Regions from separate parts of the Homo sapiens genome. Here all the other regions are linked to region 1. Evidence: chromatin contacts called from ENCODE Hi-C or POLR2A ChIA-PET data. All regions are on one chromosome and are shown on one strand. The core of a region is the stretch at or near the end of the contact, and the rest is flanking DNA. Distances in the headings are between cores, read along the strand shown. Region 1 has its middle 88 kb from the start of DHX35. Region 2 overlaps PPP1R16B (protein phosphatase 1 regulatory subunit 16B). Region 3 overlaps PPP1R16B (protein phosphatase 1 regulatory subunit 16B).

Region 1 (3,556 bases), core at 1,050-3,549:
TGATGCCTGGCTGCATGACCTTGGACAAGTCACTTTAATCTCCTTGTGCCTCAGTTTCCTCATATGTAAAAATGGGGCAATATTGGAAGCTACCCATCATGTATATCAGGCAGCAGTTTCCACAGTGTATTATGGGCACCTCTGGGGTCTCTGAGACCCTTTCAGATGGTCCATAAAATTCAGAATAATGTTGACAATAATACAAACATGTTATTTGTGGGGGTTTTTTGCTCTCAGTGAAAGCTTTTTAAAACTCCCAGTGGAATATTACAGGGGCTACATGACATGTGGTATCTCAAAAACTTGCAGATGCAGATATAAAAATCAAACTGTCTTCTATTAAGGCTGACATTATAGAGATCTGCAAAAATATAAAACAAAGCCACACTTCCTTCTCTTTAAATTTTGTGTGTTGTGAAATATAGTTATTTGTCATAGGAATATATTATTTATGCTCACATGTAGTGTTTATTATTGCTATTTTAAATAAATTATAAATAAATATTATTAAAATTTGTTTTGACTCCTAAAATGGTAATTAGTGATAGATACAACCCACATGAACAAGAGCTTTGAGGGCCTTGATCATTCTTAGGGTGTAAAGGGTTCCTGAAGCCAAAAAGTTTGAGAACTGCTGGTACAAGATGCTAGCACTGTGTCTGGCTCACTGTAAGCACTCAGTAAATTATTATTGCTATGATTTGGAGTTGCTATCATTGGGAGTTAGAGTGATTTCTCCAGTCAAGCTGGGGAGGGGATTTGGGGGTGCAGATTTGGGGAGGTTGCCCCTGATTAGGGACATAAGTGGCACAAAGGTGAGATCCCCCCTGCCGGCTCCTAGCAGCCCCCTCACCTGGCACTCACTGCCAGCTTGGAGTGTCCAAAGCCATGGCCAAGGGAAAGGAGCACGTGGCTGATCTTGGCCCTAGCAGCTGGGATTGGCTGCACCTCGAGATAAACCTCCCTCAAAATTGCTCAGAGGGAGGCAGTTGGTGCAAAGAAGGAAGAGGCTGGAGAAAGAGATGTAACAATAGCTACTCCTCGATTAGCCTTACCATGTGTCAGGCATCATTGTAAGCACTTAAAGTTAAGTCATTTGAGCCCTGCGACAATCTTAGACAGTTGTTTAAAAATGTACATGGGATGATTTTGTTGTAATCAGGTATGGGAAGATGACAGACACAGAGTCAACTGCCTGAAAGGAAGATTGTATTACTTACAGTTCCCAAGAGGAGGGCACAACATTCAGGGCCACCTGAACAAAATGAACAAAAATGCAGAAATGGGGTGACCTGGGACAGTCTGGGCATCCCAATGGCCCCTCAGATTTACCATGGCCCATCTGCTTCTCCTGGCAGGCCCTTGGGTCTGCAAGAGCCCTGATGGTGGAGAGAGGGCTGCGCGGGTGGCCCCCTCCTGAGGGCTGGCTTTTGACCCCTCTCCCGCACCCACCCCAACTCCACTCTGAAGGACCCTGGCAGGCCAGGTCAATAATTAGAACTCCATAAAGGTTTGCTGGTGTTGATTTTTGTCGTTGCTTTTTGAACTGGGCCTGTAAAATGGAGAGGTTCATACCTTCCTTGGTGAAGTGGTCAAGATTTAAAGACTTGGTGAGTACAGTATAGCTTCTTGCAACGTGGACAGAGAAGGGGACACCGTCACGAGAGGTGCGGGGGCTGTTTTCACTCCGATGCGCTCAGACCGGGACTGAGCTGCTGTGGACGTGCCCGGTGGGCAGGCGGTGAGCTCGCACCGGGCAAGACACGGGTCTGACCCCTCCCCGCACTCACCCCCTCCCTGGGCGCTCGCAGGACCCGAAGCAGCGCAAGGGCGTCCTGGCTGCCCAAACGCGGGGCTCCAGCGCCGCCTGCCGGCCGCCGTGTGCAACGCCGACCCGGAAGTCTCGCCGTCTCTGCCTGCGCTGGGGACGCGCGGGACACCCGGTTCCGGGAATCCCGGTGGGGGTCCGACCTTGCTTTGGGCGCAGGGAACGCGGCTCTGCAGGACGGGCTGCCGCCGAGGGCATCGGCAAGCTTCGGGGTGTGGACCGTGCCTGCGCCCGCTGCATCCGTTTTGGGCAAGGCTGTGGCTTTTTGAGCCTCAGTCACTCTTTGCGGAGGACGAACAGGGTGGGAATTCGACTTCTCCCACCGCAGCGTCCCTGCAATCTCGTTCTCGACGACGTCCCAGCCTCCCTTCTAGTCCAGTCCCACCCCCAACATTCCTCCTACCCTACTCGCTGGGCACTTCCCGCAATTCCAAATCCCGGCGTGTGGCTCATCCACGTGAAAACCCTTCAGAGCTCCTGGTTGTCGCATAAAACGTTGCTTTCATATTAAAACGAACATGGATTCTGGGAGGCAGAGGCTGGACGATCCCTTGGGCCCAGGAGTTGAAGGTTACAGTGAGCCATGATCCCCACTGCACTCCAGCCTGGGCAACAGATCGAGATTCTATGTCAGAAAAATAAAAAATACATAAAAAGTAAATAAAACTAACATGGATCAGACAGAATGAAATTGAGAGAATGTGGAGCTGCCCAGCTCAGAGCCACCAAGCCCCTAGGAGTCACAGGGGAAGGAGACTCCCAGAGCTCCTGCAAGCCAGCCAAGAGGGGGCCCATTCTCCCAGGGAAACAGCATTGTCAAGGTGGGCTCCATCTCCAAACCAAGCTCCAGAAGCCAGGTCAGGAATTGGGACAGGGCACAGGAGGGACAGCTTGTCTGTACTCCTGCATGTCTGGGCCTCAGCTGACAGTGACCCAGAAGGCTGGGCCCTGGAAGAGCTGGGCCAGAGGACCCACTTCTCAGATGGCATCATGAACCACAGCCCATGAGTAGCCTCTCCAGCATCCTGGTTATCAGGTAGCTGGCTTGCTCGGGTGGCAGTGTCCCAGCAAGCCAGGCAGGAGCTGCATGGCCTTTCGTGACCCAGCCTCAGAAGTCACACCACATCACTTCACACAACCCTGGGTCAAAACCACTACCAACTTGGCCAGATTCATGAGAGGGACATAGACCCCACCTCTGCATGGGAGGCATGTCAAAGAATCTGTGGGGGGAAAAAAAAAGGCACGGCACCAGTCCATCTATTTTTATTTTTTTTTTTTTTAGACAAGGTCTCGCTGTGTTGACCAGGCTGACATGCAGTGGTACAACTGATCACAGCTCACTGCAGCCTCAAACTCCTGGGCTCAAGTGACTTTTCCGCCTCAACCTCATGAGTAGCTAGGGCTGGAGGCACACATACCACACTCGGCTAATTTTTTAAATTGTTATTTTTTTGTATAGACAGGGCCTATGTTGCCCAGGCTGGTCTCAAACTCCTGGCCTCAAGCCATCCTCTAGCCTCAGCCTTCCAAAGTGCTAGGATTATAGGCATGAGCCACCATGCCCAGCTCCATCTAGAAACTATGGTTTTGTGGCCTAGGGAAGGTGTCACCTGGATAAGGTATCACCTATGTTTCACCTCCAAACTCAGGTGCTCCCTCCAGAAATGGCACTGGTCTCTCCATCCCCACTGGATGAAAGATGGCCAAGAGAGACCTCCCTGAACC
Region 2 (3,556 bases), core at 102-2,601, 160 kb after region 1:
CATCATCTTTCCCTACCTCCCCGTCATTCCCCTTCCTAACACCCTCGACCAGAGAGAGCTTCTTCATTAATCTAATCATGTTGCTCTCCGTTTACAAACCTCTGAGGGCTCCCTGTTGCCAAGAGAAGAAAATCCACACTCCTTTGCCAGGCATGGGAAGCTCTTCTTAATGTGCCCCCATCTCCTTTGTTGCACTGGAGCTACAGTGACAATAGCAGTGATAACAATAGCAACAGCCCCGGCAGCAACAGTAATAGCATGTCACATCACATTGTCAATAACAATGTCTAATGCTTTCTGAGGACTTACAAGAGTCAAGCAGCTTGCTAAGCTTTGGCCATGCATTGCCTCATTTAATCTTCAAAACAAGCCTATGAGGATTGCTCTTTTTACAGACGGGGAAATGGCCCCTTTTATAGATGGGGAAACTGGCTCAAGGAAGCCTGGTGGTACAAGGTCACATGGAGTAAGATGAATTGAAATCCAAGCAGTCTGACTCCAAAGGCCCTGTTCTCAACCCTCTCAGTCTCACCACCTGCACCTCTCCCTGAGGCTCCCTGCTCTCTAACTGTGCCACATGGAACCCTCCAGACTCCAAACTTGAAATGCTGAGCCCCTTTCTCAAGGCTTTGCACATGCTATTCCCTCGGCTTTGAATGTTCTGCCTTATTCTTTTCTAGCTAGCAAGCTCCTACTCATCCTTCAAGACCCAGCTCAGATATCCCTTCCTCTTAGAAGTCTTTCTCAGTTCCCCTTTGAGTCGAGTCATCGGTTCCCAGTTTTAAGCTGCCACTGAGCCCCTGCCTATCTCCGTGCAAGGGCTGACCACACTGCATTACCTCTATTATTATTTATGTGCCTGTGGCCACAGCACACTCTGAACTCTGAGAGCAGGGACTCTGCCTAACTTACTTCTGGGGCCCTGTTCCCAGAAGACAGCTGGCATGGAGTGGGTACACAATAGGTATTTGTTGAAAAAATAAATGGAAGCTCACAGGCTAATGAGGGTGGATGTCTCCCTGAAAGGCCCCAACATGGGGCCCAAGGCACGTGTGGTGGTTGGGGTGAGGTGCGGGTTTCAGCTGGTCAGCCAGGAGCTTCATGCAGCTAAACTCGGAGCCTGGCGAGTTCCCGCCTCCCTGACCACGCATCCCCAGGGGCCCAGGAACCCACAGGAGAAACTGGTCCTGAGAAAGCAATGTGACCAACAAGGAAGAAGTTGAGGCACTATGTGAGGTGGCGGGAACCCCAAGCTAAAAAAAGGGTGCCACTTGAGAGTTCATTGCAAGCAGGGATGGCAACTCAACAGGGGACCTGGGGCTCAGAGAATTGCAGCTGTGGTGCCCACAGAGCAGTTAAGACTGCCTTGTTTCAAATCCTGACTTAAACACTCAATCACTGCTTGACCTTGGACAAAGAGATTTCACCTCCCCAAGTTGCACGGTATAATAAGACAGCCACTGTTTCTTTAAATCCAGTAAAATTAAATAAACTTCAAAATCCATTTCCTCAGTCACATCAGCCACATTTCGAGTGCTGTGGATCCGCGTGTGGCTGGTGGCTATTGTACTGTGCACTGCAGAAACACAGAACATTTCCATCATTGTAGAAAGTTCTATTGAATAGGCTGCCTCAGTTTCCTGAGCCATAAAACAGGGATGATAATATTTCTTTTTTTTTTTTTTGAGACAGAGTCTCACTCTGTCACCCAGGCTGGAGGGTAGTGGCATGATCTCAGCTCACTACAACCTCTGTCTCCCGGGTTCAAGCAAATCTCCCTACCTCAGCCTCCCTAGTAGCTGGGATTAGAGACACTCACCACCAAATTCCAGCTAATTTTTGTATTTTTAGTAAAGACAGGGTTTTGCCATGTTGGCCAGGCTGGTCTTGAACTCCTGACTTCAGGTGATCCACCTGCCTTGGCCTCCCAAAGAGCCGGGATTACAGGCGTGAGCCACCACGCCTGGCCTGGGGATGATAATATTTCTGAAGTTTGTTGTAAGGATAAAAATGAAATATATAACTGAAGTAATTTGCAGGGAAGTGGTCACATGATACATTTTAATAACTTTTAATAAATAATAATAATATTTATCCAGTATCGAGTGCTGCTTAAAGTTTTACATGTGTTCATTTAATCCTCACAACCACCCAATGAGATGGGTACTTGTTATTCCTCTTTTAGAGATGAGGAAACTGAGGCACAGAGAGCTTAAGTAACTTCCCCACAGTCACATAGCTAGTGGGTGACAGCTCCGGGCCACAAGCCTGACTGTCAGTCCTGACATCCTCACCTTTCTGGCACGCAGTAGGAGGTAGCCCACACATTTGATCCTCATGCCCATGGCTGGTGGGTGCAGCCCAGCCTTGGGAATTGGCATTTGGGTCTCCATTTCAGGGCAAGCTATAGCAGCCACCCGCTCTCTGCTCCCTAGTGGAGTCCCAGGCCCTCTAGGGTTCATGGAGCTGGGAGTCTGGGAGTTTCCAATGGCAGATGGAGTGGGGGTACTGAGGCAGCTGCCTGAGAGATGCCTGAGGCCCTGTGAGAGAGAAGCCAAGAGGACACACAGGGACCTGCCCCTGGGGCTTACGGGCAGGGCGTGGCCATTCTCTGTGCATCCCACCCCTGCCCTTGTACCGAGGTGGAGAGGCCCTCACCAGCCCAGGGTTCTGGTTGCCTGGCCTCTCACTCAAGTCCATCTGCTTAGAAACTCGGGCACAGGGAGGCTTTGGTGTGTTCATGCATTAATTCAACATGCACATATTGAGCACCTACTGTATGCCAGCATGGGGAAAGATGCTAGGACACACTCATAAGCAAGAGGTATGTGCTGTGCCCTCAGGCAGCTCAGCGTCTGAGTAGGGGAGAAGTCAACATCAAGTGATGACATCAATGGCTAAAATGACTAATTACGAAGGAAGAGGGCCTTCAGAAGACAAAGGGTATGTCTATCACAGCACAGCTCCCAGGCTCTTGCTGTGGACAGCAGCTAATGGGTGAAAGCACCAAGTGCTGTGGGAAGTGTGGTGGGGAGGAGCCCACTGGGTACAAGGACCTGAGAAGTTGGGTGGCTGGAGCCCAGAGAGCCAGGAGGCTTAGAAGATTGGTCATGAGCCCAGCCTCGTGCAGCCTTGTGCACTGTGGCAGAGTTTGTTCTTTATCCCCAGATTATGGGAAGACACCAGAGAACTTTGAGTAACAGGAAGAGATTTTTGGCTTAAGCATCCCCATGGCTGCTGCGTGGACAGAGAATTATGGCAGAGCCAGACTGAATGCTGGGGACCAGTTACGAGGCTGTAGCAGCATCCACGTGAAAGGTGACAGCCAGAGAAGCCATCCCCAGCAGGGAGGGCTGGACCCATCACTCTGCCTTGGAAAGGACATGTCATGATAGCACATGGCTCAAGACCATAAATCAAGACCATGTGACCTCAGGCAGGTCACATAAGTCCCGCCAACTGCCTCTGTCGCCAGGGTGGATGGGATGTCCTGATAAGTGTGAATGTGCTTCGTACACTGTCAAGCTCCAAACACACTTGCTTTCATGGGCAGGAG
Region 3 (3,178 bases), core at 676-3,175, 190 kb after region 1:
TCCTCAGGGTCACACAGCAGGTGTGTCATAGAACTGGGGCTGGAATCCAGGCCCAGCTGCTTCTGAACTGCATGTTTCTCCACTCATGCTGCCTGTATGTCTGTATATGGTGAAGGGCATAAAAGGGGAGCATAAGAGACTGAAGAGGACCCAGGGAATGGGGAGAATCAGGGAAGATGGGCACTACTGGAGGAGAACACGGATACTCCCAGTGGGAGGAAGAGCATGAGTAACAGTGTGCAAATTGGGACCTGCAGGGGGCCCCTGGGAGCACTGGGAAGCAAGTTAGCATGGAAGACCCTGGAAGCCACTTTAAGGAGTATGAACTATGAGCTAAGGGAAACCAGTATATAAAGCAAAATTTCTTCCACCTTACTCAAAACCTAGATACAGCCTGCCAACCAGGCTGACTAGCTCATAGTAGATGCACAGAAAATTGCTGGCTGCTGGGAGAGACTCTGCTGAGTGTTCGCTAGACCTTGCTTCCTTATCCTCCTGGGCACAAAGCTAGATGCTGTTCCAGTCTCCCTTGCAAAGGTGCGACCACAGTCTGGGTTCTGGTCAGTGGAATGCGGGCTGAACTTGCCACTTCCAGATCTGGCCTGCAGATCCCTCCCCTGCAATCTCCACCTCCAACCTGAATGAGGGAACTCTGAGGATCCAGGGCTATACCGCCCCATGTGGTGACTACGAGCCATGTGTGGCCATGACACTTGAAATATGGCTAATCTGAATCAACATATGGTGCATCAATTTCAGATTTCAAAAACATACAAAAAGGCCAGGCACAGTGGCTCACACCTGTAATCCCAGCACTTTGGGAGGCTGAGGCGGGAGGATCACCTGAGGTCAGAAGTTTGAGACCAGCCTGACCAACATGGTGAAACCCTGTCTCTACTAAAAATACAAAATTAGCCGGGCATGGTGGCGCATGCCTTTAATCCCAGCACTATGGGAGGCCAAGGCGGGAGGATCACCTGAGGTCAGAAGTTTGAGACCAGCCTGACCAACACGGTGAAACCCCATGTCTACTAAAAATACAAAATTAGCTGGGCATGGTGGCACTGTAATCACAGCTACTTGGGAGACTGAGGCAGGAGAGTCACTTGAACTCGGAAGGTGGAGGTTGCAGTGAGCCTAGATTGCATCATTGCACTCCAGCCTGGGTGACAAGGGTGAAACTCCATCTCCAAATAAATAAATAAATAAATGTAAAAGATATGAAAAAAACAGAATGTAAAATCTCTCATTAATAAGTTTTATATTGATTGCATGCTGAAATGACATTTTGGATATATTGGATTAAATAAAATATATTATTAAAATTAATTTCAACTGTTTATTTTTTTACCTTTTAAAAATGTAGCTACTAGTGCATTTAAGAATTACTAGCCAGGCACAGTGGCTCATGCCTATAACCCCAACACCTTGGGAGGCTGAGGTGGTAGGACTGCTTGAGGCCAGGAGTTCAAACCAGCCTGGGCAACATATCAAGACCCTGTCTCTACAAAAAATTTAAAAATCAGCCAGGTGTGGTGGCATGTGCCTGTAGTCCTAGCTACTTGGGAGGTTGAGGTGGGAAGACAGCTTGAGGCCAGGAGTCTGAGGCTGCAATGAGCCATGATTTTGCCACTGCACCCCAGTCTGGGCAACAGAGCAAGAACCTGGCTCTAAATAAATAAATACAGTTACATATGTGGCTTGAATTCTTTTTCTATTGGACAGCTCTGATCTAGCGGGCAGAGCCATAGGATGGAAGAAGCCTAGGCATGGGGTCATTGTGTTGAAGAGAGCTGCCCTCTTTGATGGTTGCACAGAGTTGCAACCACCACCACAATCGATTTCAGAACATTTCACACACCCTCCCCCACCCCGCCAAAAAAAAAAGGAACCCGCACTAGCAGTCACTCCCCGTTCCCCACCCACAGGCTGAAGTAAGCATGAATACCCGTGCTGGGCTGTCACATGAGCAAGAGATAAACTTCAAAATGCCGCAGCAGGTAGCCTCCCATGGCAGTTTAAAGACAGCCCCAGTGGAGACCATCAAACTCCTGCCATCAGAAGGTGGGGTCTTGGTCCCTTCCACTGAAGTCGGGGTCGGCTTGGTAGCTGTTCCAAGGTCTCAAGAAACTGGCGGCTTCCTGGATCCTGGGACATTTGCTCTTGGAGCTCTGAGACATCATCCAAGAAGTCTGACTCTGCCAAGGCCACCATCGTAGAGAGGCTACATGGGGAGGCCCTGGGACTACAGGATGACTGTTTCAGTCATCCTAGCTCAGGCTCTGGACGTTGTGGAGCAGAGACAAATTTTCCCCTCTGGGCTCCATCTGAACCCCTGACCCATGTGAGATAATTTAAGCAGCTAAATTTTAGAATAGCTTTTCTATGTGACAATAGAGAACCAGGACACCTCCCTAATAATACAGGTTCCTTCTACATCCCTACTTGCTTCAAGTTCCTGGGCACCTCTCTGGGTAGCATCAGGGATTTGGTAAACAAGCCCACTGCCCTCTCCAGAGTTTTATGGGTCTGAATCATATCCCCTTCCTCCAATCTCATTGCCAGAAGAGCATGGCAGCCACTAGGTACATTCATTTATTAATATTTACCCAATAAATCAGGTTTGGTCCTTTCCTCTGCCTCCTTTCCTTTGCTTTCCACCAGGAAGTTTTCCAAGACTAGGGCTCTCCCCTACAAAATGATATGCCCTGTGTTCTGGCAGGGTCTGAAGACCCCATAGCTCTTCCAATCAGCAGTAAAGTTTCCTTCAATGCAGCCAGGCCACGGGAATGGGCTTCGAGCTTTTGAGGCCTTTGTGTCCACCCAGGACACAAATTCCAGAGAATTCCCCCATCAGTTTCTCCAGCACCACAGAGAACCCCAGGGACATCAGAGAAGACAGCTGTCTTGCCCAGCCACAGAAAGTGCCTGCTATAGACTACACTGTGTTCCCCGCAAATTCATACATCGAAGCCCTATCCCCAGTGCGATGGAATTTGGAGATGGGACTTTTGGGAGATAGTTTTAGATGAGGTCATGATGATGGGGCCCCCATGATGGGATTAGTGTCCTTAAAAGAGACACCAGAGAGTCTCCTTTCCCCCAAACCACCACCAGGTGAGGAAACAGTGAGGAGGTGGAAAGCCAGGAAGAGAGCCCTCACGAGAAACCAGCCATT

What was found. Hi-C counts contacts between places; a loop is a spot of excess contacts on that map. ChIA-PET counts read pairs that join two places held with the same protein, here RNA polymerase II (POLR2A). Pooled maps may share reads with other maps.
Region 2: a loop to region 1 is called in a map of MCF 10A, with 14 times the contacts of the local background. The contact joins two enhancer-like sites. A Hi-C loop is called at or near these places in 3 of 168 maps with a recorded cell type or tissue (Caco-2, HCT116 and MCF 10A), 1 of 37 single-sample maps with no recorded cell type and 11 of 50 pooled maps. POLR2A ChIA-PET finds 5 or more read pairs at or near these places in 4 of 52 experiments (H1, HEK293T, T-cell and 1 more).
Region 3: a loop to region 1 is called in a map of Caco-2, with 12 times the contacts of the local background. The contact joins two enhancer-like sites. A Hi-C loop is called at or near these places in 1 of 168 maps with a recorded cell type or tissue (Caco-2) and 4 of 50 pooled maps. POLR2A ChIA-PET finds 5 or more read pairs at or near these places in 3 of 52 experiments (AG04449, endothelial cell of umbilical vein and naive thymus-derived CD8-positive, alpha-beta T cell).

What each region holds. Positions count from the first base shown.
Region 1 is chr20:39,048,559-39,052,114 of GRCh38, reverse strand. No RefSeq gene overlaps it. Among named protein-coding and RNA genes, the nearest start is that of DHX35, 88 kb to the right of the region's middle. Within about 2 kb of position 2,299, at least 16 of the 41 ENCODE cell types and tissues checked have a DNase peak (open chromatin) inside an H3K27ac peak, as active enhancers do.
Region 2 is chr20:38,889,931-38,893,486 of GRCh38, reverse strand. All of the region lies in intron 3 of PPP1R16B (protein phosphatase 1 regulatory subunit 16B), which reads right to left. Among named protein-coding and RNA genes, the nearest start is that of FAM83D, 35 kb to the left of the region's middle. RefSeq lists an enhancer at 1-321 and a silencer at 685-885. Within about 2 kb of position 1,351, at least 3 of the 41 ENCODE cell types and tissues checked have a DNase peak (open chromatin) inside an H3K27ac peak, as active enhancers do.
Region 3 is chr20:38,858,003-38,861,180 of GRCh38, reverse strand. The region is part of intron 2 of PPP1R16B (protein phosphatase 1 regulatory subunit 16B); the gene reads right to left. Among named protein-coding and RNA genes, the nearest start is that of PPP1R16B, 54 kb to the right of the region's middle. RefSeq lists enhancers at 467-716, 1,593-1,732, 1,821-2,115. Within about 2 kb of position 1,925, at least 6 of the 41 ENCODE cell types and tissues checked have a DNase peak (open chromatin) inside an H3K27ac peak, as active enhancers do.